7 separate regions of the Homo sapiens genome follow, and regions 2, 3, 4, 5, 6 and 7 are each linked to region 1. The links are chromatin contacts, found by Hi-C or POLR2A ChIA-PET in ENCODE. All regions are on one chromosome and are shown on one strand. Each heading gives the region's core, a stretch centred on a gene start or an enhancer-like site at or near the end of the contact. The rest is flanking DNA. Distances are from core to core; before and after follow the strand shown. Region 1 holds the start of URB2 (URB2 ribosome biogenesis homolog). Region 2 holds the start of TSNAX-DT (TSNAX divergent transcript). Region 3 holds the start of SNAP47 (synaptosome associated protein 47). Region 4 holds the start of SPRTN (SprT-like N-terminal domain). Region 5 holds the start of ARF1 (ARF GTPase 1). Region 6 holds the start of C1orf35 (chromosome 1 open reading frame 35). Region 7 holds the start of IBA57 (iron-sulfur cluster assembly factor IBA57).

What was found. A loop is a pair of places that touch in the nucleus more often than their neighbours do. ChIA-PET counts read pairs that join two places held with the same protein, here RNA polymerase II (POLR2A). Pooled maps may share reads with other maps.
Region 2: a map of CD4-positive, alpha-beta T cell shows a loop between it and region 1 (28-fold over the local background). The contact joins the promoter of TSNAX-DT here to the promoter of URB2 in region 1. A Hi-C loop is called at or near these places in 2 of 168 maps with a recorded cell type or tissue (CD4-positive, alpha-beta T cell and naive thymus-derived CD4-positive, alpha-beta T cell) and 8 of 50 pooled maps.
Region 3: a map of CD4-positive, alpha-beta T cell shows a loop between it and region 1 (5-fold over the local background). The contact joins the promoter of SNAP47 here to the promoter of URB2 in region 1. A Hi-C loop is called at or near these places in 2 of 168 maps with a recorded cell type or tissue (CD4-positive, alpha-beta T cell and naive thymus-derived CD4-positive, alpha-beta T cell) and 6 of 50 pooled maps.
Region 4: a loop to region 1 is called in a pooled map, with 10 times the contacts of the local background. The contact joins the promoter of SPRTN here to the promoter of URB2 in region 1. A Hi-C loop is called at or near these places in 7 of 50 pooled maps.
Region 5: a loop to region 1 is called in a map of gastrocnemius medialis, with 6 times the contacts of the local background. The contact joins the promoter of ARF1 here to the promoter of URB2 in region 1. A Hi-C loop is called at or near these places in 2 of 168 maps with a recorded cell type or tissue (CD4-positive, alpha-beta memory T cell and gastrocnemius medialis) and 7 of 50 pooled maps.
Region 6: a map with no recorded cell type shows a loop between it and region 1 (5-fold over the local background). The contact joins the promoter of C1orf35 here to the promoter of URB2 in region 1. A Hi-C loop is called at or near these places in 3 of 37 single-sample maps with no recorded cell type and 6 of 50 pooled maps.
Region 7: a pooled map shows a loop between it and region 1 (10-fold over the local background). The contact joins the promoter of IBA57 here to the promoter of URB2 in region 1. A Hi-C loop is called at or near these places in 2 of 37 single-sample maps with no recorded cell type and 9 of 50 pooled maps. POLR2A ChIA-PET finds 5 or more read pairs at or near these places in 1 of 52 experiments (GM10248).

What each region holds. Positions count from the first base shown.
Region 1 is chr1:229,624,287-229,628,536 of GRCh38, reverse strand. It overlaps URB2 (URB2 ribosome biogenesis homolog), which reads right to left and starts at 2,290. Exons shown (of 10, transcript NM_014777.4): 1 at 2,181-2,290; 2 at 778-916. The coding sequence starts at 903. It overlaps TAF5L (TATA-box binding protein associated factor 5 like), which reads left to right and starts at 2,415. Exons shown (of 5, transcript NM_014409.4): 1 at 2,415-2,652. RefSeq lists enhancers at 1,717-1,796, 3,457-3,506 and silencers at 1,987-2,686, 2,777-2,966.
Region 2 is chr1:231,526,714-231,530,963 of GRCh38, reverse strand. TSNAX-DT (TSNAX divergent transcript) reads left to right here and starts at 2,408. Exons shown (of 3, transcript NR_173106.1): 1 at 2,408-2,544; 2 at 3,549-3,626. It overlaps TSNAX (translin associated factor X), which reads right to left and starts at 2,295. Exons shown (of 6, transcript NM_005999.3): 1 at 2,138-2,295; 2 at 1,605-1,709. The coding sequence starts at 2,153. It overlaps TSNAX-DISC1 (TSNAX-DISC1 readthrough (NMD candidate)), which reads right to left and starts at 2,311. Exons shown (of 16, transcript NR_028393.1): 1 at 2,138-2,311; 2 at 1,605-1,709. RefSeq lists enhancers at 1,539-2,738, 2,207-3,028.
Region 3 is chr1:227,734,110-227,738,359 of GRCh38, reverse strand. It overlaps SNAP47 (synaptosome associated protein 47), which reads right to left and starts at 2,925. Exons shown (of 5, transcript NM_053052.4): 1 at 2,861-2,925. JMJD4 (jumonji domain containing 4) reads left to right here and starts at 3,058. Exons shown (of 6, transcript NM_023007.3): 1 at 3,058-3,348; 2 at 3,544-3,709. The coding sequence starts at 3,087. RefSeq lists silencers at 2,587-2,876, 3,337-3,536.
Region 4 is chr1:231,336,149-231,340,398 of GRCh38, reverse strand. It overlaps SPRTN (SprT-like N-terminal domain), which reads right to left and starts at 2,106. Exons shown (of 5, transcript NM_032018.7): 1 at 1,795-2,106; 2 at 531-630. The coding sequence starts at 2,015. It overlaps EXOC8 (exocyst complex component 8), which reads left to right and starts at 2,547. Exons shown (of 1, transcript NM_175876.5): 1 at 2,547-4,250. The coding sequence starts at 2,654. RefSeq lists silencers at 822-871, 2,943-3,112 and enhancers at 620-1,494, 1,893-2,092, 1,495-2,369, 2,673-2,732, 2,773-2,822 and 1 more.
Region 5 is chr1:228,080,472-228,084,721 of GRCh38, reverse strand. ARF1 (ARF GTPase 1) reads right to left here and starts at 2,014. Exons shown (of 5, transcript NM_001658.4): 1 at 1,957-2,014. RefSeq lists silencers at 1,628-1,727, 1,758-2,577, 2,588-2,717.
Region 6 is chr1:228,100,857-228,105,106 of GRCh38, reverse strand. It overlaps C1orf35 (chromosome 1 open reading frame 35), which reads left to right and starts at 1,782. Exons shown (of 8, transcript NM_024319.4): 1 at 1,782-1,973; 2 at 2,058-2,208; 3 at 2,419-2,464; 4 at 2,547-2,629; 5 at 2,725-2,797; 6 at 2,942-3,027; 7 at 3,634-3,768; 8 at 3,853-4,250. The coding sequence starts at 1,880. The coding sequence ends at 3,976. RefSeq lists enhancers at 855-1,574, 1,575-2,295, 2,296-3,015, 3,016-3,736 and silencers at 2,018-2,287, 2,448-2,617, 2,868-2,947.
Region 7 is chr1:228,163,419-228,167,668 of GRCh38, reverse strand. IBA57 (iron-sulfur cluster assembly factor IBA57) reads right to left here and starts at 1,865. Exons shown (of 3, transcript NM_001010867.4): 1 at 1,512-1,865. The coding sequence starts at 1,852. It overlaps IBA57-DT (IBA57 divergent transcript), which reads left to right and starts at 2,157. Exons shown (of 2, transcript NR_103540.1): 1 at 2,157-2,195; 2 at 3,177-3,583. LOC124904534 (a long non-coding RNA gene) reads right to left here. Exons shown (of 2, transcript XR_007066913.1): 1 at 4,216-4,250; 2 at 2,487-3,519. RefSeq lists a silencer at 1,234-2,273 and an enhancer at 1,378-2,280.

The DNA of each region.
Region 1 (4,250 bases), core at 1,041-3,540:
ACCTAACTTCTGTAACTTAATTCCCAATGTGTTCATTAATGCATATACTTAGTTTGTAATATAATGTCTCCAAACAAAAGAAATGCTAAATTCGGTGGGTTCATTTATTTTAAAGAGACAAGGTCTTGCTCTATCGCCCAGGCTGGGAGTGAAAGTGGCACAATCATAGCTCATTGCAGCCTCAAACTCCTGGGCTCAAGGGATCCTCCCACCTCAGCCTCCCAAGTAGTAAGGACTACAGGCACATGCCACCATGTCTGACTAATTTATATACATATATAATATGTATATGTATAATATATATACATATATAATATGTATATGTATAATATATATACATATATATTATATATATTATATACATATATACTATACATATACTATATATATTATATATATATTATATATGTATATATACATATATATACATATATAATATATATAATTTTTTTAAGAGATGGGATCTCATTATGTTGTCCAGTCTGGTCTAGAACTCCTGGCCTCAAGCGATCCCCCGCTTTGGCCTCCCAAAATAGAGATGACAGGCATGAGCCACTGTCCCCGACCTAAATGAGGTTTTTTAACAGAAAAAAAAAATGTATTAATGAAGTACCTGACTCATTACTTTTTTCATTGACATTACATTTAACTTCCAACAAAGTTCCCTCCCCAACTTTTTCTCTATTTTTTTATTTTAACCAATTGTCAATATCCAAATTATAAAAGTGATAATTATCTTGACAGACTGTAAAAATATGAGTTTCACATTAAACTTACTTGTTCTTTATTTGGAAGAAAGCACTGGTGAGAAATCCAAGCAAAGTGAGCTAGTTTTAGTTTATCTTCCCAGGAAGTTGTCTTGCTTTTAAGCTTAAGGGAAATGCCAGAATAAACAGCAGCCATGGCTAGGCTTTATCTAAAATTTAAAAACAATGGGAAAAAAAATACTATAACAATGTCAGACTGAGCAGGCACCAGAAAACCAACAGTATTGCAGTACTGTATCTTGTTTACCTAATATGTATTCTTTTAAAAGTTTTTAATGAATCAACAGATTTGTCGGGGTAAATCTACATACAAGATGCTTGACTCCAGAATTTTCTGGGGGAAATTCAGACAAAAGCAAGCAAAAGATGGACTGCACACACAGAAGATGGACTATATGTATTCCAGCTATGATCAAACATCACTTCCACAAAGGTGAGTGTTCAGGAATTCAACAAGGCCAAAATCAGTGATTACATTACTTGTGGAAAGAGTCATTCATACATGGTTTCAAATTGAAAGAGGAAAAGATACATAAGCAATATCCGGAGAAAGTAATATGTCTCCAAGTGAAAAAGAAAACCCCAAAGGAATACAGTTATTTCAGCTGCAACAGTAACCTTCCACTAACACTTTTATTCAGTCGTGTATAAATTTACAACGCACATACACTTCAAAAAAGACTCTACAAGAGATACTTGCACAAGGAAAAGACTAAAAATAGAAAACAAAAAACCATGAAATCTCGGGGGTAGCAAACATACCAAACACCTACAGTTACTATTAAACTGGGTAAACTTGGCTTTGAGTTTCCTAAAAGTTATAGTAAAAAGGAACGTTAAGACGTTTTCATTTTAGAAATTAAGTTATCCTTCACTCTACTGCAGAGAACAAGAACGTCAAGTGCTGTCAGTTTTCCTATTTTGTCAAAATGTCCAAAACGAATTCAACGATGCCTGACTTTCTAAGTTCAATACCATAGAACCGCCATCGCGACAGCTACAAAGTGCATAACAGGTGTTTGCTGAACTGGCTACAAAGACAACCGAGATGCTCTCCCCGGCTCCGCCAGAGTTCGGCTCTCCGGGCCTCCAACCGCCCTTACCGGGCAATGCGAAGTCCAGGGCGGACAGCACAGCCCTGCCAGCACTCCCTGCCCAGCAGAAAGAGACCAAGCAACAAGAACCAGGGGAGAGCAGCTAGGAGCCAGGAGGGAGTTCGCCTTCGCGAATGGAGCGTGCCGAAGCCGCTCCAGCCCAGAGTCTGCTGGCGGCACCGGAACTGGGCAGGGTTGGGGGGCCCCCCATCTGGGCCCGGCCTTAGGTAGGGGGATCTCCTCTGGACCAGCCCCGGGTGGGGGGACTCACCTCGGGACCTGGCTGCCCGCAGGGGCTGACCGCAGGTGGGGGACTCACCTCGGGATCCGGCCCGGTAGGGGGCTCAGCTCGAGACAGCTCCGGGTAGACAGGGGAGGACGGCGGCAGCGGCGGCGGCTGCTGTCCCGGTGCGGCGGAGGCCGCTGTACGGGTCCCGCGTCCCCACCACGTGGGACCGGTACCCGCGCTCCTTCCGCCGGACGCCGGCGGCGCAGCGGGGAGGGGCTGCACGCACGCCAGGCGTCGCCAGCCGAGCGCCGAGGCGCCTCGCCCATTGGCGGAGACGGTTGCGCGTTGGAGGCCCGAGCGGCCCAGCCCGCGGCCCGCTCCGTGTCAGTCAGTCATGGAGCGGCCGCCCAGAGCGGCGGCGGGGGCGGCGGGGCGCGGGGCGCGGGGGCCCAGCTGAGCCGGCCGTCGGAGTGAGACCCTGCGGCAGAGACGACGGAGGCGGAAGCAACCCGATCCCGGAGGCGGCGGCGGCGGGGGGAGCCGGAGCCGCCTGGGATGTTCAGTGAGTGCCGGGAGCACGGGCGGGGAGGGCCGGGAGGGTCGCGAGGCGCGCGCGCGCGCGGGCGGGCGGGGGCCGGGGCGGTGGGGCCTCGGCGGGGCGCGCCTTGGCTCCCGCCGGCGGGCGGTGGGGGTGGGGCGCGGGAGGCGGGGCTGGGGGGCGGCGGGCGGCTCTGCGCGGGCGCGACGGCCGCGCCTCCGCCCTCGGCCTCCCGAGTCCCGGGCTGCGGCCGGCGGCGTGGCCTGCAGTCGGCGGCTACACCTGGACTGGCGTCGCGTTCCTGCGCAGGGGTGGGTCCTGCGGGTTGGATGCCGGGCTCGGGGAGGAGGTGGCGGGCGCCCGCGGGGAAGGTATCCCAGTGCCCGACAGCCAAGCAGGGAGCACGGCTCCACAGCTCCTTTGCATGTAGGGGAAAAGGAAATGTCTTTGCGGCGAAGTCGGGATTCAACTTTGCACATGGTGATCGTGCGTGGGTGGGTGTGGAGTCGATCTCCGCGTGTGACACGGGGGAGCCAGAGTTAGACTAGCTGCTGCAGGAGAGTGCTTACCTGCAAGGGTGTCTCTCGGGGCTCGTTGCCTCATGACAGCAAGGTAAGGTTGGTGCGCCCATGGTGTGGGACGGGTTCACCACCTCCAGCTCGCGAAGCTGCCAGGCTTTTGAAAATGTATTCGATAAGGCGTTGGTCCGAAGTGAGTGGATGGTTAGAAACAGTGGTGTCATTTTAGACTTAGCGGAAGTGGAGTGCAGGAACGCTACATGCAGTTCTCCCATCAGTTGTGAAAGTCGTTGTAATGCGGATCTCGCAGTCTTTGTGGTTCTGGGATCAGAAGGTAAGTGCCAGTCCCATGCAGTGTCTGTCTTAAATTACTGTACCTAAACTGACCTTGCAGATTGGAATCTCGGAATGGTGACTCCTGCTAACAAGCAGTTGGGAGCTGTGCTGAGAGGAACATTAAGTGCGGAGCGTGTCTTATATCAGGCGATTCAAGTGTGCCAACACCTGAGTTGGGGATGTAGGGGAGGACACGGAGGCTGTGCCCCAGTTCCTGGTCACAGCTCTACTTGGAAGGGGGAGTAGGAAAGGGAGTTTTGTGCTTAATAGGTTAAATGCATCTGGCCACATCTTTAAACTTTGGAACAGCATAATGTAGTGGATAGAGCTTGGTGACAGTAGACCTAGGATGGAAACCATGTAGCCATCTGCATAACCTCTCTGAACTGTAGTTTCCTCATCTATAAAATGCGATGATAAGGAATAACTTAAACGTGGATTTTTTTTTATCTTTAAGAGACAGGGTGCCTCTATGTTGCCCAGGCCTGGGCTCAAGCAGTCCTCCCGCCTCAGCCTCCCAAAAAACGACCTTTTTAAAGGTACCCAGAAAAAGAATGATGTGTATGAAAATAGCTAAATGTTAGCTATTATCGTTTCCTTTTTGGCAAAATACCTTCTAGGTTCCCTGTAGTCCTAAGTTTTTGCGTTAAATGGAATATATGCTAATTTTTTAATGAATCGTAAATTCTTCCTGCCTTAAAAATCAGCGCTAAGCTAGAAAATTAAAAGGTGGGCTTGTTTTGAGTATTTTTCTTTGTCATCAACAAC
Region 2 (4,250 bases), core at 1,159-3,658, 1.9 Mb before region 1:
AAACCAAAAAACTGTAGTTCAGCAGACGGGTAATGAGGACACCACCTTAGAAGCAACTCCACCTTTTCTTTTTTTTGAGATGGAGTCTCATTCTGTCGCCGGGGCTGGAGTGCAAAGGCGCGATCTCGGCTCACTGCAACCTCCGCGTTCCGGGTTCAAGCGATTCTCCTGCCTCAGCCTCCCGAGTAGCTGGGATTACAGGCACCTCCCACTACGACCAACTAATTTTTCGTACTTTTTTTTTTTTTTTTTTGAGACGGAGCCTCGCTCTGTTGCCCAGGCTGGAGTGCAGTGGCACGATCTCGGCTCACTGCAAGCTCCGCCTCCTGGGTTCACGCCATTCTCCTGCCTCAGCCTCCCAAGTAGTGGGGACTACTGACGCCCGGCTAATTTTTTGTATTTTTAGTAGAGACGGGGTTTCACCGTGTACTTTATTAGAGTCAGGGTTTCACCATGTTGGCCAGGCTGGTCTCAAACTCATGGCCTCGTGATCCCCCCGCCTCGGCCTCCCAAAGTGCTGGGATTACAGGCGTGAGCCACCACACCCAGCCGCAACTCCACCTTCTGTATCAGTACGCTCTTTATTCAATTACGGCCAGCTGTCTTAAACTTCTGACGATCACAGTAGATACTGTGGTGGTTTTCAAATATATCCACAAATAACCTGAGACTCCTCCCTCCAAAGGGTGGGACATAACTTCCTTCCTCTTCAATGTGAGACAGTTTTTAAAACTGCCTCCCTTCTAACAAACACAATGTGACAAAAATGACAGTGTCTGATGTCTGAGATTAGGACATAGAGATTGTGGTTTCCTCCTTGCTCTCTTGCACTCTCTCTCTCTGAAGGAGGCCAGATGCCACACCAAAGGACATCCAAGCAGCACAAGAAGTTCATGTGGACAGGAACAGAGAGCTGGTTGCAGGCAAAAGGCCTAAACTATCAACAGCTGTAGATCCTTCAGCCCCAATCAAGGCTTCAGGTGATTGCAAATAGGAATCAACCAGCTAAGCCCTTCCCAGATTCCTTAATCACAGAAACGTAAGGTACAGGATAGTGGATAGACAGGGACAAAAGGAAGAGGATTTTGTTTTGTGTTTGTTTTGAATTGAGGAATAACTTGTCCAAGTTAATATGCTGAGAAAAGGGGACTGTGAAAATATGTGTATATAGATATGCGAGATTCACTAATAGATACAAGCTCCCACTCTGTGCTAAGTGTTACAGTTAAAACAAAGATACCGTCCCTGTCTTCAAGTCTAGTAGAGGAAACAAATACACACTAAATGAAAATATATTTTAGCATATAACAGATGAGTAAATATTATCAGGTACACAATTCTTGAGTATGTGACATGTCAAATATTAATTAATGTTTACTGTTTCTTGTGTTTAAGTCATGTTTACCTGATTACTAATATTTCTCTTAATGGGACATAAAAGTGAAGGCCTTTGTAATCCAGACTTTTAGGGTACATCTAGCGCCATCACAAAACCTCCAGCTAAAGTTTCACATTAAATTCTTAGGGACTGTTTTCTTGCGCATAACCATGGCTAAATAATTTTGTTCTCTCCCCTTCTTCAACTTACATTGCAGAGAACTTACATTTAAAGGCCAACATCACGGGTGAAGATGAATTAACATCCTTCCCTTCTCTTCTTTGGTTATGTGGGAAATTGTCATGCTTCCTTTTCCTGAACCCTCCTGATCCTTATATAGAGAAGAAAAAAAGAGAGGGATCTTCCATCACCAAGAGTTTGCAAAACACAACATAGACAAACCTACTCCTTGCTTTAAAACCAGATACCCACAGGGCCCTCGCCTTAGAGGCTTTCTCCGCAGACTGACAGAGACGCTGCCCAGGCCTTTCCAAGCAAATCATCCAAGTTTCCACCAACTGGTGCTATGATCTGGCATTACAGCAATTACTGAACTAGGATAAAATCACACCTCAAAAATTTAAGAAAAAAGGAGGTGTAAACAGGGCCGATCTGGCCGGGGAGAGAAACAGAGGGGCCGCCCCCGAGTCTACAAGGGACGAAGGCATCCTTCAAGGGTGAAAAGGGGAAAACTGCATAGAAAGACTGGAGAACCTCCCCCTCCGGATAAATAACGCCCCGTGTTGTTAAGGACGCCACCTTCTTTGTTGCTCATGTCGTCACAGCCTACGGTGAGACGAGCGGAGACTGAAGGACCTGGAGCAAGAGGAGTGCGCGAGGTACAGGCCGAGGGAACCTGGGAAAACAGCCTGCAGAAAAACGCTTTGCAGCCGGGCCGACTACAACGCAGTGGCCGGAAGTCTCCTCTCACGTACTTCCGGCCTGCGTCCGGAGGGGAGGGGAGGCCGTCGCCGCTGGCTCCGCCCACCGCGTGGTCCAAGGACCACCACCCGCCACCGCCGCGCGAGCGTACTATTGCGGCCGCCCTCTGCTGCGCCTGAAGAGAGAGGCGACTCTACAAGCCTCACAGCATGCACTGTTACTAAAAAGACGATGCGTCCTCCTGGACCTGAGATCTGTGTGATCGTGGGAAAGCGACGAAAAACGTACGTAATTTTTTTCTGAAGGCACCTTCGGGACACCTTACCCTTCCCTCAGGGGGGCCCAGCTTCGCGCGCGGTGCTGTGGGGGTTGTAGTTCCTCCGCCGGAGCGGGACCTCCGGTGCCCCGGGCCAGGGATGTGAGAAAGAAGCGAGCCCTCGAGTTTCCTCGGGGCATGTGGGAAGGTTTTTTTCAGGATCCAGGCAGAACCTTACAGAGCTGGGAGTTTTTTAACTTTCCATTCCTGGCAGTGACGCCAGGAGCTTTAAGTGATGGAAATATGCGAGTCAATCAGTGGATGGTGTTAGTACTGTTTTCTCTTATGAAGATCAAGCCTGCCCTTCGGGTCTACTTCCACCTTTTCCCCCTGCCCGTCTCCCACCGTCTCCCTCCTCTCCACTGGCTCTCAGAAGCCGGACAGCCTGTGTTCAACTTGCCTCCACGGAGTGGTTGTGTGACCTTGATGAAGCACGCAACTTCTCTGCCTCAGTTTCCTTATCTGTAACATAGGGATAGAATAGTACCCGCCTTGTAGGGTTATTTGAGGATGAAAGGAGTTAAGTCTCGTGAAAACGCTCTTTCACATATAACTGCTCAATTAAATATTAAATACCATACTCCTCTCCCACCAGGGCTCTCCCAAACAAAATGATAGACAGGTGAGTAATAGCAGCTGTGTTCCACTAAACTGTGGGCATTTCATTATGAGCAGGTGCTGCCACCATATCTAGACTTTGTGCCGCCCCTTAGCCCCAGTGCTTCTCAGCGCTGTGATCCGGTCCCATGTAAGCTTCCGTCAATGTTTGTTGAAGAATCATGTTCCTGGTGTCAGAATAGGTAACTAGATGGCAATTCAGCACCGTCTAGAGAGAAACTCAGGCCAAGGCTTCATAACTGGGGTGCCCTAGGCCTAGTACAGAAAACACAAGTACATTTTAAGCTTTCTCTAAATAACCTCTCTATTGTGGTCATGTGTTGAACACACAGTCTTTTCTCCTTGTTAATTTAGGAACAAAGGAACAGTAAATGGAGTAACTTGGCTAGAATATGGCAGTAACTACAAGGCATGTTCTGCTCTGGCACGAAGGTAACCACCACTCATACCTCTCCAGCCCTGTGAATACGTCAATTGACTAAGCAGATTCCTTGAGGATAAAGTAGGCTCCTGGGGACCTTGCTTGTTGGGCTACTTGCTTTGTGGATGTTAAACAGATAATTCTCATGAGTTTGAGTGACGTCTGATCTACCAGTATTCCCCCTACTCTGATTAGAAATGACTTGACCATGCCAAAAAGAATAAAAGACAGCTCTGATACAAATGTAGCCATTTTAATGTGACTCCCTCTAGATCCAAGGAAGCCAGTACTTACGAACATTTTCAGAGTCAATACTTACTGTACTGTACCATAGTCGAGGAAAAGGGTATTTTTCCTAACTCTCCTGGAGTAGCACATCCCAAGATCTCAACTTTCCAAAACCTGGATCAACTATATTTCTTTTCTTTCTCCAGCCACCACTCCCCTAGCCTGTTCAACTACAGCTATGTTACCTGAACTGCTTTCCACTCTTTCCCATAAATGTAATGATTAGAACACTAAGTTTCATAACCTGTAATGACTTCTGAAAGTATTTAAGGGAGGTGAATCCCAGGAGCACTTTCCCAGCACTTATTTGCATATGCATTTACCCCAGGCCTCCCCAGGTGTTCCAA
Region 3 (4,250 bases), core at 1,676-4,175, 1.9 Mb after region 1:
ATAAAAAACGGTCATCTCGGCTGGGTGTGCGGTGGCTCACGCCTGTAATCCCAGCACTTTGGGAGGCCGAGTCGGGCAGATCACAAGGTCAGGAGTTCGAGACCAGCCTGACCAACATGGTGAAACCCCGTCTCTACTAAAAATACAAAAATTAGCTGGGCGTGGTGGTGCGCGCCTGTAATCTTCGCTACTCAGGAGGCTGAGGCAGGAGAATCACTTGAACCTGGGAGGCGGAGGTTGCAGTGAGCCAAGATCATGCCATTGCACTCCAGCCTGGGTGACAGAATAAGACGCGGTCTCAAAACAGCAAAAACAACAAAACAAAAAACAAAAAACAAAAAAACCAAAAAAAACCAAAGCAAAAAAACCCCAGTCATCTCTGGACGGAACTGGAGGTGATTCTTTCTCTGCAACTGTAACTTCTCCAGACATTCTGATTCTCTAGTGTAAAAAAAACCCCAATAAACAATTGCATACCGTGATCACACAAGCCACAATAGGGCTGACTAGGAAGGGACCATAGCACGCACTGAATCACACAATCCCCAAAACAACTCTCCGCCTCCTGTCCCTGCCCTCATATCCCACCTTTACCTGGACTCAGACTCCCAAAACTCACTTTCCTCCTAGTCCTCCCTCCAACTCCTCAGACCTTGGTCCTCCCTCTTCTGCTCCTCCCTGTTCTCCTGGGTAAACCTCACACCCCTTGGAAAGAGTCTTCCAGCAAGGCTCAGAGCCCCAGCACTCCTAGAACCTCCCATATCCCCACTTATAAGAGTAAATAAAACAACATTTCCATTGCTTCATAAAGGGAAGGCAGGTGCCCCTCTCCCGCTTAGGATGCCTCTGTTTGGTCTGGAATGAGATAGCCCAGTGTCCAGATTTTACAAGACACAGTCATGGTCTGATGGCCCCTAGAATGTCATCAGACCTCCAAACCTAACTCAAAGGCCTCGCACTGTGTGCAAACCAGCACAAGCTGCCTCTCATTTCTCTGGGAGAGATGAGCGGTTCTAACTGTTCCTCCTTCCACCTCCCTGTCAAGACGCCTGGGAAATGCTGCCCAGACTCTGCACTCTCTCGCAGAGCACCTATGTGCACACAGCCTGCCAGGCTTCGGGGGCAATAAATCTGCTATCTTTCCTTCTGCATCCATGTGGGTAGCTTTGAGCTGATTTCTCCAGCACACCAAGACATACATCACATAGGGTCCCCCATGGCCCCACTTTCGTGTCCTGGCCGAAAATCACAGAGTACCCTGATCCCTCTGTGCCCCAACCACAGGTTTTCCCCACCAGGCTTCAACCCAATCCAGGGCCTTTAACATTTCCAGGCATGGAAGAAAGTATCTAGGTTTACTACAAAGAAAACGGCCTTGGCCCTGAGCCAAATTCCTGAAACCTTCCTATAAACTCCATAACCCACACCCCTTCCAAGAGACATACCTAGGGAGGACATCCCTTTTCCCTTACTGCCCGTCTCGAGGACTACCGCAGCCCACTCTATATGAAAGTTCCCCTAACAAAACCTCTAGGCAGGGCCTGGCGCAGTGGCTCACACCTGTAATCCCAGCACTTAGGGAGGCCAAGGCAGAAGGATTGCTTGAGCCCAAACGTTCAACACCGGCTTGGGCAACACAGAGACCCTGTCTCTACAAAAAAAAAAAAAAAAAACAAAAACAAAAAAACAAAACTAAGCTGGGCATAGTGGCTCATGCCTGTAGTCCCAGCTACTTGGGAGGCTGAAGCAGAATTAAAGAATTCATCAAGCCCAGGAGGTGGAAGCTGCAGTAAGCTGTGATGGTGCCACTGCATACTGTCTCAAAAAAAAAAAAAAAAAAAAAAAAAAAAAAAAAAACTGCTCTGGGCTTACCATGCATTTAGCACTTCTTTCTTTGGTATCCCAACTGGTCCCACCTGAGGATAGTGTGGGGAACTCCCTTGCCGCCACTTTTGGGGTAACTCCAGTTGCAAGTTTGGCAAAACACTCCTCATGTCACTACTCCGATGTCCTCCCACTTCAGCCCTGCTCATGTGTACACAGCCCCAAATCCCTACCCACACTCCCACCACACCTTCATTTCACACCCTCCCTCATTCCCCACCATCTTCTCCAGACACCCGTCATCCCCTGGGGCCCCTTGCCATGCCCTCCAGGTCCCCTGTGGGCCCCATTCGCCCATCTAGGTTACCCTGCCCCCTCCAGCCCTCCCACCATTTTCCTCCAGGTCCCCACCATCCTCTCTAGATCCCATGTCCCCTCCAGGTGCCACTGATCCCTCCAGGAACCCACTGTCCCCATCCCTTCCAAGTGCTACCGTCCCCTCCAAATCCCCACTGTCCCCTCCAGGTCCTCAATGTCCCCATCTCCTCCAAGTGCCACCGTCCTCTCCAGGTCCCCACCGTCCTCTCCAGGTCCCCACTGTACCCATCCCCTCCAGATCCCACCGTCCTCTCCAGGTCCCCACTGTCCCCATCCCCTCCAGGTCCCACCGTCCCCTCCAGATCCCGTCTCCATCCCCTCCAAGTGCCACCGTCCTCTCCAGGTCCCCACCATCTCCTCCAGGACCCTACCATCTCCGCTAGATCCCACCATCCCAGGGCCCCCCAGCTCTCCCTCTGGGTCCCACCGTTCTCTCCGGGTCCCATCATCCCTGGGCGCCCCCGCACCGCCGCACTCCCGCCCCCAGAACCGCCTCTGTCCCCGCCCCTCTCCCAGCGCAGCCCGCATACCCCCCACCCCCCGGGGATGCGGGAAGGAGGGCTCGGGCTGTGTCAGCCACAGCGCGCGGACTGAGCCGAGGGCGGACGCTACGGCTTGGCTTGGGCCGGGCGCCCAACAGACCAACACCGTCGCTCACCTGAGGGACGCCAGACGAGTCCCAGAGCCGACCGCGGCGCCTCGGCCGCTCGGCGCCTGCGCAGTGAAGACCGCGGCGAGCCGCGCGCATGCGTGCAGGCCCGGAGCCCCAGGCGCTGGCGGGGCAGAAACGCGGCGCCCTGCGTCTTCTGGTTCCGAGGCTGGTCCTCACCGTTTCCGCTCCGGCGGAAGTGAGGAGGAGGGTCCTTCGACCCGTGCTGAGCTGGATGGACCGCGAGACGCGCGCCCTCGCCGACAGCCACTTCCGAGGCCTGGGGGTCGATGTCCCCGGCGTCGGCCAGGCTCCGGGCCGGGTAGCCTTCGTCTCGGAGCCGGGCGCCTTCTCCTACGCCGACTTTGTGCGGGGCTTCTTGCTGCCCAACCTGCCCTGCGTGTTTTCCAGCGCCTTCACGCAGGGCTGGGGCAGCCGGCGGCGCTGGGTGACGCCCGCGGGGAGGCCCGACTTCGACCACCTGCTACGGACCTACGGTGGGGCGGCGGCCGCAGACCCCGGGCGGGGAGGAAAGGCCGGCGGGACCCAGGCCCGGGAGGCCCCCGCCTAGAGAGGGGCACCAGGGAGGGTGAGGGAGGCCAGGCGCGTGGCCCCTGGAGAGTTCCTCTGCAGACGGTTTGGAGTGAGGACGGGGCCCAGGGAGATGGCATGGACCGTGCCTTTCATTTCAGGAGACGTGGTTGTACCAGTTGCAAACTGTGGGGTCCAGGAATACAACTCGAACCCCAAAGAGCACATGACTCTCAGAGACTACATCACCTACTGGAAAGAGTACATACAGGCGGGCTACTCCTCTCCCAGGGGCTGTCTCTACCTCAAAGACTGGCACTTGTGCAGGTAATGGGGCTTGGGACGCACCGAGGCGCTGCCTTCCCTAGCGCTGCGTGAACCCAGAGGCCTTTCTGATGAAGGTGGCCCCTGGGTGCACAACGGAGCTATTTTTCCCCGTGAGGCACTTTAATCAGTTTAAAAGAAACTGGATTGTCTTCCGCATGGCTGCAAGTGTTGTTCTTTGGGAGGTCAATATGGTTTTTTTTCCTTTTTTTTTGAGAGAGATCTCCTCAGCCTCCCTAGTACCTGGGATTACAGGAAGGCGTCTCCACTCCCGGCTTTTTTTTTTTTTTTTTTTTTTTTTAAAGAGACTAGGTTTCACCATGTTGCCCAGGCTGGTCTTGAACTCCTGAGCTCAGGTGATGCATCCACCTCAGCATCTCAAAGCACTGGGATTATAGGCATGATCAGTACTTTCTAATAAGCAGAACCATTGTAGTCAGACTGCCCCGCCCCCTCCCCCGCCAGCAGCGTCTGGCTCAGAGGAGGGTCTGGGGCTCTTTGGGGGCTGCAGCCATCTGGAAGCTCCACTGGAGCCGATTGGTCT
Region 4 (4,250 bases), core at 857-3,356, 1.7 Mb before region 1:
AGATAATATACCTAGAAGGCTTTTATTTTTTTGAGACAGAGTCTTGCTCTGTCACCCAGGCTGGAGTGCAGTGGCGCGATCTCGGCTCATTGCAAGCTCCGCCTCCTCAGTTCATGCCATTCTCCTGCCTCAGCCTCCCGAGTAGCTGGGACTACAGGCGCCGGCCACCACGCCCGGCTAATTTTCTGTATTTTTTTTTTTGTAGAGACGGGGTTTCACCGTGTTGGCTAGGATGTTTTTGATCTTCTGACCTCGTGATCCGCCCGCCTCGGCCTCCCAAAGTGTCGGGATTACAGGCGTGAGCCAGCGTGCCCGGCCCCTAGAAGCCTTTTTTTTGTTTTTTTTTTTTTTACTATGAAGCACTATAAAAAACATAAGGTGTTCATTATTGTTTGCCCCATAATTCAAGCTTTCACTGAGGGCAAAGTGACTTTTTTTAACGATACATACAGGCGAATTCACAGCAGTCTAAATCATTGACAAGTATTTGTAAATTACTGCGCTAGGAAGCAAGTTTACACGAAAAATACCTCTACAAGATCCTTTCTTGGCCTCAACTTCAAAAGGGGTTCGCTGAGACGGATGGAACACATTCCACCCTTCCCTTCATAGCTGCATATCCCAGCACACCTAGAAAACAATCACCATAAAAATGTGTTACATTGGCCAAATATGCCCAAGTCCTTACACATTCTTGGGCAGTTCACACTAACTCAGTTGGCAGATGGCTTTCATGAAAGTATACCCCCCTTGGTTAGCAGATACTTGCATTTCACCTAATTAATTAGTTACAACCCCCGCGGGCGCCTCCCGCGATGGCTCCGATCCCCGCCGGGCAAGGAAGGAAAGCAGCGTGCTCTCACCACCCTGCTTGAGAAGGTGGAAGGCTGCAGGCACCTGCTAGAGACGCCAGGACCGTACCTGGTGTACAACGGGGACCTAGTGGAATACGATGCGGACCACATGGCCCAACTGCAGCTCCCCTTGCCCTAGCTAGGCTGCAACAGCTCAAAGGCAATCCTATTCTGCTACTCCCAGTCTCCTTCCGACAAGTTACAGTTCGGTGTTATTAACAAGCAGATATCTCCAGTAGCATATCTCCAAAATCATAACAGACGCCTGTATAAAGGAAATTGGTACTTTAAACACAATTTAATATCATATCTTAATTTGTTTGACAGTAGGTTGTTTTCTATCAACTCAAAAACAAGCATGCTGGGATACAACTGTATCTTAAACTTAACCCTGTTCACGTGCAGGAGTAGATTATTATTTCAAATAGGGATTTCTGAAATTTAGCGTGTAGAAAAAGAATCGTTTTAAAAGCATCACTGAAGATCCCCAATGCAACACACGAGCTAACTAAAGTGGGTTTCCTAACGGGAATAGAGGAGGAGAACACACATCCTTTGGCAGTTACTCTGCGTCCTCAGCACTTTCTTAGGTGCAGATTTGGTTGCTTCTCCCTTCTGGGTCCTACAGCACTATCATAAGGCAAATCAGGAACTTGTTATTTTCAAGTGAAGTGAGATTCAAATAAAAATCTCTTTTTTGTTACGGCCCTGAGTCCAACCGTGGCGGTGTGGTCTACACAGCTTTCTTATTGTTCGAGTGGGAGAAAAGGTAAGGAAGACAGAAACACGCCGAGGCAGGAATTGCCAGGTCCAAAACCAGACTCCCCTCATTTAACGCCCCCTGGGACCGTCGGACTAGAGAAAGGAGAGAAAACCAGGGCCGGGGGCTGCAGGAAAGCTGCCAGTCCCGCCTCTTTCCCCAGCGGGGCTCGGAACTCACAGGGTCATTCGCACGCTCCACTTCACCTCGACGGCCTCCAGCTGGCCCCAGAAGAATTGGTCGTTAAACTGAACAAACAGTGCCTGCAAGTCCGGTGTGGGGTCCACCAACTCCCACGACGCGTCCACTAGCGACAGGGACTCCTGGGCATGATCGCGCTCCGCCTCCTGCAAGTTCCACTCCTCCTGAAGCCGCAGTGCCAACATCAAGTCATCATCCATCGTTGCCAGGATCACAGGCGGGGTCCGCCGGCGTCAGGCTGGCTCCCCAGTTACGCCGCGACCCCAAGCCGCCTAGCCGAGGACCAGGACTAGCTCCTAGGAGATGCCGGCTCTCGAGACGGCCCGTCAATCCCGCGAGAGTTCGCGGAAACGCGCTTGAGAACGAGAACGGAGCTTACCCCAAACGCCGAAGCCAAGATTCTAGGGCTTTAAAAAAAGCAGTCAGCATGACACCTCCTAGTGGGCGCAGAACCTGGGCTCACAGGGCTCGGGCCCTACGAAGCTTTCAGGAAGCTAGTTTCAGCCTTTACTCTTTGCCGGTTATTTCAAACCTCAACGTCACGCTCGGTTCATGCGCAGTACCGAAATTTCTCTCGGCCTCTCCCTCCCCTCACTTCCGCAATAGCTCATCTTGCGCATGCGCTTTAACCGATGGCATTGCTGCGCAGGCGCAATGTCTGCGCTCGGCCCACTTGCGCAGGCGCAGTGTCTGACGCTCAGACCCGGCGCAGGCGTACTCGTCTCGTTCCCATTCCTGCTTCCTCAGCCCAGGAGCTCGGTTGGCCTTGGGTGGGTCTAGACAGCCGCGGCGGCTGCGGCGCCGATAGTGACAGTGAGTGCGTGAGACCCGGAGAGAAATGGCGATGGCGATGTCGGACAGTGGGGCGAGCCGCCTGCGTCGGCAGCTGGAGTCAGGGGGTTTTGAGGCGCGGCTGTACGTGAAGCAGCTCTCGCAGCAGTCGGATGGGGACCGGGACCTCCAGGAGCACCGGCAGCGCATCCAGGCGCTGGCGGAGGAGACGGCGCAGAACCTGAAGCGCAACGTCTACCAGAACTACCGGCAGTTCATAGAGACGGCCCGCGAGATCTCCTACCTGGAGAGCGAGATGTACCAGCTCAGCCATTTGCTGACCGAGCAGAAAAGCAGCCTGGAGAGCATCCCGCTTACGTTGCTGCCTGCCGCTGCTGCCGCCGGAGCCGCCGCCGCCTCTGGAGGGGAGGAGGGAGTCGGTGGGGCGGGGGGCCGAGACCACCTCCGAGGCCAGGCCGGCTTTTTCTCCACCCCCGGGGGTGCCTCCCGCGACGGCTCCGGTCCAGGCGAGGAAGGAAAGCAGCGCACTCTCACCACCCTGCTTGAGAAGGTGGAAGGCTGCAGGCATCTGCTGGAGACGCCGGGACAGTACTTGGTGTACAATGGGGACCTAGTGGAATACGATGCGGACCACATGGCCCAACTGCAGCGGGTGCACGGCTTTCTCATGAACGATTGCTTGTTGGTGGCTACCTGGCTGCCTCAGCGGCGTGGGATGTATCGCTACAACGCTCTCTATTCCCTAGATGGTTTGGCCGTAGTCAATGTCAAGGACAACCCGCCCATGAAGGACATGTTCAAGCTGCTTATGTTCCCCGAGAGCCGTATTTTCCAGGCCGAAAATGCTAAAATCAAACGAGAGTGGCTGGAAGTGCTGGAGGACACCAAGAGGGCCCTCAGTGAGAAAAGGCGAAGGGAGCAGGAGGAGGCAGCGGCCCCTCGAGGGCCACCCCAAGTGACTTCCAAGGCCACTAACCCATTTGAGGATGACGAAGAAGAAGAACCAGCTGTTCCTGAGGTAGAGGAAGAGAAGGTGGACCTCTCCATGGAATGGATCCAGGAGTTACCTGAAGACCTGGATGTCTGCATTGCGCAGAGAGACTTTGAAGGGGCGGTTGACCTGCTGGATAAATTGAACCATTACCTGGAAGATAAACCTAGCCCACCTCCTGTAAAAGAACTAAGGGCCAAAGTGGAGGAGCGAGTTCGACAGCTCACTGAGGTGCTAGTTTTCGAACTCTCCCCAGATCGTTCCCTGAGAGGTGGTCCGAAGGCTACTCGCAGAGCAGTTTCGCAACTGATCCGGCTGGGCCAGTGCACGAAGGCCTGTGAGCTATTTTTGAGAAACAGGGCAGCCGCTGTTCATACTGCAATTCGTCAGCTTCGCATCGAAGGTGCCACTTTACTCTATATTCATAAGCTGTGCCATGTCTTCTTTACCAGCCTTCTCGAGACTGCAAGAGAATTTGAGATCGATTTTGCAGGCACTGACAGCGGCTGCTACTCTGCCTTTGTGGTCTGGGCAAGATCAGCCATGGGCATGTTCGTGGATGCTTTTAGCAAGCAGGTGTTTGATAGTAAGGAGAGCCTCTCTACAGCAGCTGAGTGTGTAAAAGTGGCTAAGGAGCATTGCCAGCAACTGG
Region 5 (4,250 bases), core at 765-3,264, 1.5 Mb after region 1:
AATTCTACTGAACTGAAAAATGAAAGGTCAAATGCATCTTCCTATAGTTTCAAGCCTGTCTGGTCCGTAGGGGCAGATGAGCAGTTGAAGATGTCTGAATGTCCTCTCCATATTGTGCAAGAGGTACAGCCCATAGCTAGACCACATGATGTACAAAACCAGAACTGTGAGGGGCACAGAACCAGTTTTTGCTTTTCACTCACAGTCATTGTGTGACTCAGCTGTTGTCCAAACCAACTGTTTCAAATCTTTTTCAACTAGCAAATCCGAAAATCTGCCTCACAGGCAACAGCATATTCCTACTGCTGCAGTGATTTGGATTTATTTTCAACAAGATACGCCTGAAGACAAGTGACAGCTATTCTCCAGTCTACCAACATGTGAAAACATGGACAACACACTCTAACAATGTGTCCAATGAGATGTGTGACTAACATTTACACTACTCAATTCTTCTCAATTTTGGACCCAGCTAATAGTACGGCATTTCAGGACCTTATGGTTCTGGCTACCTAGGCAGTGCTGGTGAAAATTCAAATTAAATGAGGACACCATCCATGCGGTCACACGTGTTAGACAATGGCTAACGCAACAGCAGAGGGCCACAGGGGCCGCACACAACTGCACCGCGGCATCTCACACTCCTCCCAACACACTGCGGAAAACGCCAGAACCACCAGCCTTGCAACAGCCGGCAAAGAAAACTGCTGACCACTAGTTCTGAAACAAGAACTACAACTGCCCACTCCAACAGGGGCAGTGGCACCAACTCTACAGCTCTCAACTAGGCGGCGACTTCGGGGACCATCCAAAGCCTCCGACCTCCCTTCTTTTCCTGCCCGCGATTCCGAGTGCATTTCTGCTCAATTCCTGCAAAGCAGCAACTGGCTGCCTGGACTGAAAGGGAGTGCCAGGAGGTGCCGTCGGAATGGTTATTTAACACTCTAGGTGCGCACGGCTGTCCAGCCCCAATCTCACACGCCGTAACCACCCAGGCTGTGCTCCGAGAGAGCGCTGGGGCCGGCCTCTGCGGCCTAGAGTCTGCGAGCAGGTCGTTCCGCAGGCAGGTTAAAGATTCAGGTAGGTTAAAGATTCACCAGCTCAGAAGAGGCCTTCTTATCTACTGCCGACAACGTCAAGGAAACCACCCTGGAGTTAAAGCGAAGATCGACCGGCCCTCTGGAGGCCACCGGTGCCCTGAGTGCTGACCCCAAATTGCGTCTCACTGGTGTGAAGGGAGGCACTCTGGGCTCCCCCGGAGGTCCACGCATTCCGTTCAGCAGACAGGGAAGGGCACGGGGTTCCTGTCCACCTGCCCGCCCGCTCTCACCACCCCTGACCCGGTACCGTCTTCACAGCAAACACGAACTGGATGGAGTCGGGAGGCGAAGATGCAAGCCCCCACCACCTACATGACCTTGACGGCGTCTCAGGCCGCCCGAGCCTCAGTTTCCCGGTCCCCGAGGCGGGGGTCCGCCCGGATGCCGCTCGCTCGCCTGTACTCGGGTGGGGGAGGCCCCACGACCCCCACCGGCCCCCGCGGCCGCTAATCCCAACCGTCCACGCGCGGGCGGCCTCGGGAAACGAGAAAGGCAGAGGCGAGGGAAGCAGGAAGCCCAGGTTTCCTGGAGAAGAGCCCGGCGTCCAAGCGGACTTCCGGGCGACGGGCGGGGGCAGGGACAGGCAGAGGAGGACAAGCGGCCGCGAGCGACTTCGGGAACCTGTGAGGGGTGCGAGGAGCTCACCGACCCGCCCGTCCGCCCAGCCCCGACTCCGGCCGGGCCCCAGCCTCAGCCCGGCCCGTCTGCGTCCGCCCCCGGCCCGGCCCTGTCGCCGCCGCCGCCGCGGGGGTCGACGTGCCCTTCGCGAACCTCAAGTCGCCCCGAGGCCAGTCCCCAGCCCCCGCCGGCTCCAACGTCTCTGCGGCCCACACCGGCCCGCGCCCCTCGCCCTCACCTCAGAGGCTGCTGCTCCGAGCCAGGCGTTGGTTTTGCTCCCACAAGATGGCGGCTCTGACGGCGGCCACGTCAGCGCCTCCGGGCGCGGGGCACGCCGGGTAAGGGGCGGAGACGCCGGGAACTCCGCCCACCGTGCGCCCGCGACGCAGGCGCGCTGGCTCCGGTAGGGCTGCAGGGGGCGGGGCCGGGGACACCCTGCCCCGGGCCGCGGTCTTAGCTCGCGCGCACCCTAGGGGCGCGCACCCGTCTGCGCCTGCGCCTGTGAGTCTTCCGCGAAGACAGCCTGTGGCTCACTCCCGCCCGTTTGGCGTATTTGGAGACTGAGGCCCGGGGGGCTCCTGCAGCAACTGGAGCTGCGGGGCTGGTTGCCACCTTCCTCCTCCCACACCCGGCAGTCACCGGGAGGCCTCGGGGACTGCGTGAGGACGGGGGTGCGAGGCGCCCCTCGCCGGGGTTGGGGTTCCTGGCTCCCAGGCTGCGCGGGTCCACGTGCCCCGGCCCTGTGGAAACCTGTGGCACTCGCGGGGCCACGGCGGAAGGTCCGAAGGCGGGAGGCTTGCTGTGTCCCCGCACTGGCCTCGGCGCCCCGGCGGCCGCAGTGACGCGCGGGCTCATACCTGGGCCCGGAGCAGACGCCGGGGAGCTGGCCGCAGATGAAGCAAAGGAGGAGGTGGCCTGGGGACCCCGGGGTGAGGCGGGGGCCGTGGGGGTGGGGCCCAGGGTTGGGGACGGCCGCCCAGAAGGGAGGTCACAGTGGTCTCTAATGAGCTGGCCTTTAAGCTGAGATCCAGTTGAGGCGGAGGAGATCCCGCTCTCAGGCACCTGAACAGAGGACCGTTGCAGTCCCTCTGTGTTCCGTGTGCTGGAGGCCTGGCTCTGCCCACCACCCTCAGGTCTTCTTGCCTCTTCCCTTGTGCTGCTGTGAGGGGTTGGGCTTGTGGGAAAGTGTCCCTGCAGCACAGTGCCCTGGGTATTGTGGAGGTCGGGAATCAACCTGATTTGTGCAGGCCGAGGCCCGGGGGCAGGGCCTGAGGGGTGGGATCACTGGGCCTGGCCCAGGCCTCCTGCGCCCCTTTGCTGCCCCCATCACCTACGTTGCTTGCCCCTTGGGCAGGGCGTCCTCACTGCCTCTGGAGGCTGCGATGGGCAGATCTCTCCCCCAGGGCTGCACCTGCGGGGGCTACGAAGGTCCCCAAAAGCGGTGACCCTCCTGCCCCCAAATTTAGTCCCTTTTTCTGCCTGGGGCTCCCTTCCGAAATCTCACCTCTGTGAAGCTGTGGCAGGGTTGTCTGTTTAGGGGAAGGACGTCTCCCACCCTACAGGCATCTCAGATACTCTTGGAAAGCCCCAGGGAGGGTTGTGGATGCCTGTGGAACCTTCTGGTTGTGCTGCCTCTCCCTGCTCAGCCAGAGCGGGGCCATGTGCGGACATTTCACGGGGGTTACATGTGGTTATGGCCTCTTTAGGGCTGAAGGGACCTGGCTTTGGTTCTCTGCTGGCAGAGCGTGGCCAGGGGTGGCTCCAGGGTCACTGAGCGGGGATTGTGTGGGAACCAGAGCCTGCCTCCCCTTCCTTTAAAATACTTTTTATTTATTTATTTATTTTTGAGATGGAGTCTTGCTCTGTCGCCCATACTGGAGTGCAGTGACACAATCTTGGCTCACTGCAATCTCCGCCTCCCGGGTTCAAGCAATTCTCCTGCCTCAGCCTCCCAAGTAGCTGGGATTACAGGCGCCTGCCCCTATGCCCAGCTAATTTTTGTATTTTTAGTGGAGACAGGGTTTCACCATGTTGGCCATGGCTGGTCTCGAACTCCTGACCTCAGGTGATCCACCCGCCTCGGCCTCCCAAGGTGCTGGGATTACAAGTGTGAGCCACCGTGCCTGGCCCCTTTAAAATATATATTTTTTAATGTGAAAAAATGCAGACAGGAAAGAGTGTATGTCAGATACATGCACAGTTTAAAAAGTAATAAAATGGATTCCTGTATAGCCAGCCCTAGGGTTAAGAAATGTACCTTCCCCAGCCTGGGCAACATAATCTCTACAAAAATTTTACAAAGATAGCCAGGTGTGGTGGCACACACCTGTAGTCCCAGCTACTTGGGAGGCTGAGGTGGGAGGATCGCTTGGGCCCAGAAGTTCAAGGTTACAGTGACCTAGTAGGACTGTGCCACTGCACTCCAGCCTGGGTGACAGAGTGAGACCCTGTCTGAAAATAATAATAATAAAAAGTCCCTTCCTGCTGATTCTGTGCTCCTGGTTTGGGCTCCCCACCACCACCGGGGCAAAG
Region 6 (4,250 bases), core at 533-3,032, 1.5 Mb after region 1:
TGATGCCCTACACCCCAGGGAGCCTTCCTGGGAGTCGGCCAGTCACCTTCTGTGTGCCTGGCTGTGGCCTGCTGCTCTGCCCTCGCCATGCACCTGCTCCATGATGAAAGCTCATGCAGTGCCTCATGAGGGAGATGGCAGCCAGTACTTGCTAAGTAGATAGATGAGCCAGACGTGTGGCTGTCTGCCAGCCTGCTCTAACAGCCTGACCCATGGACTGGGTCACTAAGAAACAGAAATTTCCCACAGGACAGTAGACCTGTATTTCATCCAGTTCAACCTGTGGCTGGAATTGCCCCAAAAGTGGTGGCAGTAGAGTTCCCACAAGGGAGTGCCCCACACCATCCTGAGATGGGGCTGGTTAGGATTCTACAGATTGAGCATGCCAGGGTGATTCGCCCAGAGCATTTATTCGTGGGGCTTTTGTACAGAGTGGGCTGCAGCAGTTCTTGCAATAGGCAGTGAGAGAAATGAAGTTCTCTCTAGGTATGTCCGTGGGGGAGGGGGTTGGTGAATGGAATTTATATGAGGGTTTGAGGAATCTGGCTCAGGCTGAGTCCAGTTTCTTTCTGTGTTTTGAGCAACAACCTAGTTACTGTCATCTGTGCCTGGGAACGTTCATGGCTATGGCTCGGGTTCAAGTCTGCAGAGGAAATTATACAGTTGGCGAAGTCACAGAGTGGCCAAGGGACTCTGTTTCTCAGTCAGCACTGGGAATGAAAGTGGAAAGGGGAAGCAGGGGTACGTCACAACCTCCAAAATCAGGGTGCCCAGCACGCTGAGGTTCTGGTAAGGGGTTTCTTCCAGACTGCAGACTTCCTTCCCGCTGCCTTCACACAGTAGAAAGCTGCACAAAGCTCTTGGGGTCCCTTTTATGAAGGCTCTGTCCTCATGACCTAGTCACCTCCGAAGCACCAACGCCTTGGGGTGAGGATTTCACATGGGAGTTAGGGTGCACATTCAGTTTAACACGGCAGGGATAGGACCAGTGCTCTGAGGGTGTCTGGGTAGCTGCTGGTTCATCCAGAAGTTTACTGGGTAATACTCAGAAATTCCACAAATCATTAAGGTCATTACCTTGTTAAGCTCCCGATATGGAATCGCGACTAGCAGTGACCAATTGGCGGTGTTAACTAGGCGCATCTTGTGTGTTTTCTTTTTTCTTTTTTTATGAGACAGGGTCCGCTCACTCGTTCAGGTTGGAGTGCAGTGGCGCGAAGTCCTGGGTTCGAGATCCTCCCGCCTCAGCCTCAAAGCGTTGGGGCTACAGGGGCGCGCGCGCGCCTGGCCCATTTTAACTTCTTATTTTTGAGACAGTCTCGCTCTGTCGCCCAGGCGGGAGTGCAGTGGCGCGATCTCGGCTCACTGCAACCTCTGCCTCCCGGCTCAAGTGATTCTCCTGCTTCAGCCTCCTGAGTAGCTGGAATTACAGGTGTGCACCACCACACCCGGCTAATTTTTGTATTTGAGTAGAGACCGGGTTTCACCATGTTGGACAGGCTAGTCTCGAACTCCCGACCTCAAGCGATCCGCCCGCCTCGGCCTCCCAACTTGCTGGGATTACAGGCGAGAGCCACTCCGCCCGGCCCCGTTTTAACCATTTTTAAACTTCCAGTTCAGAGGCGTTCCCGCGCCCGGCAGGGTAGGCGCAGTGCGCAGGCGCCCAAAGCCGACGTGGAGGTGATGCGCGGGAGCACAGATCCGGGGCAGTGCGCTGCGCAGAGGCGCGCGGCGAAGCCGAGTGGGCGCGGGAGTGACGTCACGGCGCGCGACGCGGAGGCGGGGTCGGGCCTGGGTCCGACGGTAGTGGGTAGCGGGTCTCGGGTTGCGGGTTGCAGGTTGCAAGCCGCAGGCCCCAGGCAACTGCCTTCCCGGCGCCATGTTCGGCTCCAGTCGTGGAGGCGTGCGCGGCGGGCAGGACCAGTTCAACTGGGAGGACGTGAAGACTGACAAGCAGCGGGAGAACTACCTGGGTGGGTGCGCGCGGTGGGCGGGCTCCGGGCTCCGGGCTCCGGGATCCCGGGCGGGCGCTGGACTCACAGCGTCTACGTCCGCAGGCAACTCGCTGATGGCGCCGGTAGGCCGCTGGCAGAAGGGCCGCGACCTCACCTGGTACGCCAAGGGCCGGGCGCCATGCGCGGGCCCGAGCCGCGAGGAGGAACTGGCAGCCGTGCGGGAGGCGGAGCGCGAGGCGCTGCTGGCCGCCCTGTGAGTGTCCGCGGACGGCAGCGGTCGGTGCCTGGGACGGCGCTGCCGGGGCAGGGTGGGGCCGGGGCCGGGGACTGGGGGTCGGGCTGGGCGGGAGCGGGGCTGCGGGGACTCGCGCGGGCGGGACCCTGAGGACGAAGGCTGGAGTGGTGAGGACCTGTGGTGGGAGGAGGTCCGTCCGTCCTGACGCCTGCCCCGGCCCTCTCGCAGTGGCTACAAGAACGTGAAGAAGCAGCCCACGGGCCTGAGCAAGGAGGTAACTCCCCGGGGTGGGGGGCGCGTGGAGGGCCGTGGGTGTGGGGCCGACTCGAGCGCTCCCTGTGCTCTCGCACCTGCAGGACTTCGCGGAGGTCTGCAAGCGGGAAGGAGGCGACCCCGAGGAGAAGGGCGTGGACCGGCTGCTGGGGCTGGGGAGCGCAAGGTGCGGGCGGGTTTCCAGGGGAGGGCAGCACTGGGCTCGATTGCTCGGGTGAGGCGGACCCCTGCCGTACTGTCTTCATCGCCATGTCCCTGCAGTGGCTCCGTGGGCCGCGTGGCGATGTCCCGAGAGGACAAGGAGGCCGCCAAACTGGGGCTGTCTGTGTTCACGGTAATCCCCCGCCCCGCCTGACCGCAGCAGGGGCTAACAGGGGTGGGGCGGGGCGGGGGCACTGAACGGAGCTCCCCGGGGCGCTGCGGGGCGTGGTGTGGGGCCGGCCCGCAGACTCCTCCGCAGAGCTCGCTTCTCCCGCAGCATCACCGCGTAGAGAGCGGCGGGCCCGGGACCTCGGCAGCCTCGGCCAGGAGGAAGCCGCGGGCGGAGGATCAGACGGAAAGCAGGTGAGGCTGTGCCACCTGGGCTAGCTGTGCCCCGGGGTGGGGGGTCTCGGGAGGACCGGAGCGGCTCCCACTCGGGCAGGTGGCAGCTTCTCTTGGCGCACCGGCCCGGCGGGTGGCCTGCCCTACTTTACTTCCTGTCCCAGTTACTCCTAGGTTTTTCTCTAGGGGAGTTTCTCGGGTCACCCTTGAAGAGAGGTCCTAAGTACTGGCAGTGGTCGGGCGCTGTGCCGTGGGAGGGCACTCAGGACCTGGGGCGGGGCCTTTTCCTGCCGTGGGTGGCACCTCCAGGGCTTCTCCTGGATGGTGAGCCTGGGCCTGACCCTAAGAGTGGCCTGGTGGGTGCAGGTAGGAAGGTGTCAACCTGCCAAGGGCACGGCTGGGGTGGGGCAGGGGCGTGCTGTGGAGATGGGGATATTGCATCTGTTTCTAACCCACGTAGCCACTGGCCACGTGACTACGTAACTGAGGAGTGGAATTTGTAGTTTGATTTAACTGATTTAAAGACGCACTTGTGGGTGGTGGCTTCATCTGGATGGGGCCTGCTTGTGTTCACTCTCTTGGCTTGCAAGACTAGGGTCTGAGGCACACCTTGTATCCTCCTTGTAGTTGTGAGAGCCACAGGAAAAGCAAGAAGGAGAAGAAGAAAAAGAAAAAGAGGAAACACAAGAAAGAGAAGAAGAAGAAAGACAAAGAGCACAGGCGGCCAGCTGAGGCCACCTCCTCTCCCACATCTCCTGAGAGGTATGCCCTGGTCCATATCTGCCTCTTGGGGGTGGGGGCCTGGTTGACTCCTTCCGAGTGACTGACTGCCATTGGTCTCCCCAGGCCCAGGCACCACCACCATGACTCCGACTCCAACTCCCCCTGCTGTAAGAGGAGGAAGCGGGGACACAGTGGGGACAGGAGGAGCCCGTCTCGCAGGTGGCATGACAGAGGCTCTGAGGCCTGATGGCTGGACCCTGCTCACTGCTGTTGTGGGACCCTGAACCCTCCCTTCACCTTGCTTGCCTCCTGCCTCGGAAGCTCCTTGGGTGTGGGTGAAGCCCGAGGCTGCTCCTGTGGAAGTGGCTCTGGGCACCAGCCTGTGGGGCTAAAGACTTGACAGCTAGCTCTGGAGCAGCCGGCTTCCTGGAAAACCTCCAGGTTTCGCATACCAGGGATGGCCCCTGGCTTGGCCTGCGAAGGTGAACCTGCCCAGATTTATCAGTAGAGGCTGGACTCCC
Region 7 (4,250 bases), core at 616-3,115, 1.5 Mb after region 1:
AAAGCAGCCCCAGGCCGGGCACAGTGGCTCACACCTGTAATCCCTGCACTTTGGGAGGCCGAGGCGGGTGGATCACCTGAGGTCAGGAGTGTGAAAACAGCCTGGCCAATATGGTGAAACCCTGTCTCTACTAAAAATACAAAAATTAGCCGGGCATGGTGGCAGGCACCTGTAGTCCCAGCTATTTGGGAGGCTGAGGCGGGAGAATCTCTTGAACCCTGGAGGCAGAGGTTGCAATGAGCCAAGATTGTGCCATTGCACTCCAGCCTGGGCAACAAGAGCAAAACTCCGTCTCAAAAAAAAAAAAAAAAAAGAAGCCCCAGACCACCTGGAATCCAACGGGTGGGGTTCCCAGAGAATTTTATTATAAACACCGGCAATGGGCTGGGTCTGACCTCAGGGCCGTATTTCACCAACTCTGGTTCTAGATTTAAAGAGCCCACTAAGTGCCCAGAGATGTGATATGGAAAAAGCCCAAACTAAGACACATCAGCATGACATTTCACGACATCAAGAATAAAGAAAAGCTTCTGAGAAAAACACAGTTCACATACAAATAAGAACGGCACCAGACTTCTCAGAAAAGCTGGCAGCGAGAAAACAAAGTTGTGATGTGAACATTGTCGGTGACAATTTCCAAGCTAGATTTTTACACCCAGCCAGGATATCAGGTAAAGCCACTAGCAGAGACACAATGAGTCCAAAAATTCACCCCACGTAGCTCAGGAAGTCATTAAAAAGGTGTCCATCCCCTGAAACCAAAACACAGGAGTAAGCTGAAGAGAACAAGAACCGGGTCCGCCATAGCAGGGACAGCAGGCAGGCGGCCGCGAACCAGATCCACTCCACCGGGCGGAGGTTTCAGGGATCCAGGTCCCTGGAAGCTGGGCAAGGGAAACCCAAGGCTGTAAGCAGTCAAGGCCCTGACCCGGCATGAACATCACTGACAGTCGTGATGTCAGCACAGATGACTGAGCCAAATGCCAATGTGACCAGCTATGGGGAGACACAGGGAAACACAAGGTAAACAGAACTCGGGAGTGTCACCACAAGCTGTCACTCAGAAACACAGCTCTGCCACCAGGCGGGGCCCCTGAACCCCTTGTCCCTGCGGAGGGAGAAGGGTCACCAGATGGCCCACTTGGGAGGTGCCCACCTAGAGACGCCTCTGCTCTGATATGGTGGGCTGGCCCCCAGGCCTCCCCTGGATGAGTCGCTGACCCATCCCTGGGTGTTGAGCCAAGCCCTCCTCTGGGTGCCCTCCCCCGGGTGCTGGGCCCTGGGTGAGCTTCCCCTGGGTGTCCATCCCAAGTGGAATCTCCTGGGTGCCTGACCCTGAGTGCCAGTCGCTGGCCCACCCACCCTTGAGCTTCCACCCCATCCCGGCCCTCCCCGGGTGCCCACCCCCCACGCCCTCTGCAGGCCCCGGGCGCCCGCCCTGTCCCTGGGTGCCGGTCCCTGGCCACTCCCCTGGGTGCCCGCCCCCGAGCGCCCTCCCAGCACGCGCTCACCCGTACAAGATGACGTCATAGAGCGTCCGGCCCTGCACGTTCAGGAAGTGGGCGTAGCCCGCGCGCGCAGCAGGCGGGGCCCCCGCGGCCGCAGGACTCGGAAGCGGCAGTTCATTGGTCAGCAGCCCTAGCAGGAAGGGCGCCGCGTCGGGGCCACGCACGCGCAGCAGGGTGCGCCCGTCCAGCCGGAAGCAGGCCCAGGCCGCTCCGGCCGTTGGGTCGCCACCAGGACTGCAGGAGCTGTGGGCCAGGCGGCACCTTGGGGCCGCGCGCAGCCGCCAGCGCCAGACCGGGCCGCCGCGCCCCGGAGTGGCGCCTCGAAGCAGCGCCGCGGTCGCCATCTTGGACAAGAGTGGGGCAGCGGGAAGGGCCCAAGGAAGCGGGAGGGGCGGGTGCCACAGCGGCCCCTGGCGGTGGCCGCCGGAGGGAGGCGGGAAGGGGCGGGCGCAGAGTGCGTGCGTGAGGGGTGAACGGAACGTGCGTGCCTGAGGGGCGGAGCAGCGCCGGTTGAGGCCGACTGAGAGTGCGTGCGTGAGGAGCAGGGCCTCCCGAGCTGGAAGGGGCGGGCGGGGCGAGCGTGCCTGCTGGGTGGGTGGGGCATGCGTGTGGGGCGGAGCATCGTGCGCGGGGTGTGTTTCGGGGCGGGGACTCGGCCTATCCGTCAGCACGCAGGCTCCACCCTCGGTAGGTAACGAGGTTTCTGCCGGCCTCTTAAGCGCCATCCCATGTCCCATTCGGTGGCCTTCCTCGTTTTCACCCACCCATGTCGGGCACCGTCACTCATCTCGAGAACCTCTTCATCCTCCCAACCTGAAACTCCCTGTTAAACACCCACTCCCGAGGCCCTGGAGCTCCCATTGTACCTTCTGGCTCCATGAGCGTGCCTCCTCTAGGGACCTCACAGGAGCAGAATCCTACGGGATTTGTCGTTTGCGACGGCTTATTTCACTCAGCATAGTATTCTCAAAGTCCATCCACGGTCTAGCATGTATCAGCATTTTATTTTTATTTTTATTTTTATTTTTATTTTTTGTAAAGACAGGGTCTTGGTTATGTTGCCCAGGCTGGCCTCAAGCTCCAGAGCTCAGGCAGTCCTCCCTCCTCAGCCTCTTGAGTAGCTGGAACTACAGGCGCTAGCCACCACACCAGCTAATTTTTGTATTTTTTTTGTAGAAATGGTCTCCCCATGTTGTCCAGGCTGGTCTCAAACTCCTAGGCTCAAGCGATTCACCGGCTTTGGCCTCCCAAAGTGCTGGGATTACAGGCGTGAGCTACCGCACCCGGCCGCTTCCTCTTTCCTACCAGTTCGCCAGCGTCCACGTGTGGCTGTTGTGTCATTTTTTTCATTTGCTGGACCATTGGGACTTCAGCTGCAGGTGGCAGGAGGCTCCATCCCCAAGTGTCTCCACGGATAAGGACAGGCACCATCCAGCCCACAACCCCTCCGCACCCCTAATCAGTGTGACATGATGAGACACAATCACAGCTTCAAATCACATCCTTGGTAACTTCTGCTTTTTTCAGGCCAGGGTCACCCCCATCATGTGTCTATAGTCCTCTTCAGTGCAGGATTCCAAGCTCCCCTGGAGCCCAGCCTGTCCTCCCACAGGACGTCCTTCCAGACCACAGGACGTCCTTCCAATAACTCTCGTCCTCTCTTCACAGCTGAACTCACAGAGGACAATTTAGGCAGGAACCACACACTGCTATGACATATCCACCCCACCGTGCTTTCTCGAGGAGTGATGTCCCATACCCCCTGCTGAGCAGCCCTGTACAGTGGCCACTTTCCCTGGTAGTAGGTGACACATCTACAAGGTGGCCCCAGCAGCCTTCAGCCCTAGAGTCTGACTGCCCTGGTCCAAGCCATCCCTGCCTTGCTGGCCTCCTGGGGCCCATGCACCCTGTTGACATTCCCCTCTCCACTGCCCTCCACTCAAAGCACCAAAGAAGACTTACTCAATGTGTCCTTATGGTGCAGAGTCCCAGCAAGCAGAGGTCTTTGTATCTGTTGAATAAAAAAATTCCTCATGATGCGTAGTAACATCAGTGAGGAAGACTGCACCAAGGCGCATCATGTGGTGTGGGGCCCTGCCTGGCGGCCTTGGGGGAGATGGAGCTCAACCCCAACACAGCAGGGCAGAGGGTGGAGAAGCCGAGGAGCAGCGTGGGGTCTGTGGGTGGGAATGACTAAGGAGACATCAGGGCTGAGGGGTCTGGCTAAACCCACCTCACAGGGTCCTTGCTCTAGGCAGGCAGGGTGATCAGACGTCACCAGGTGATGGTGGAGGATGAGGGACCTGGTTGGATGTCATCGAGGGTGAGATATCCAGGGTGTGGGGTTCTGGCTAAACTGACTCAGTAGGGCTCTTACTAAAACTGGATTTTCCAAGCAAGTGCACAGATGGGCCTAGGAGAAAGTTCCAGATCCCAGCCGGAGTTTGGCCAAGCAGAAAGTCTCTGCCATAGCTCCCTGCCGTGTCCTGAGGGCCTGGGCCAGCAGCCGGCATGCCTTAGGGGCTCAGGTGACATTGGGCAGTCAGCGAATTCCCGCAGGCCCTGGATGTGGCCATGGAGGCCCTGCCGTTAGCCCACTCTCTTCACTGCAGCTTCCTCATCCCTGGAGCTCCCGCTTGCCCTTCTGGACCCTCCTCACAGCATCCCCACCTGCCCCAAGCCCTGTGAGGCCCCGGACCCTGCCTACCCAACCAGGCGAGGCTCCGGGCATGGTGAGGAGCC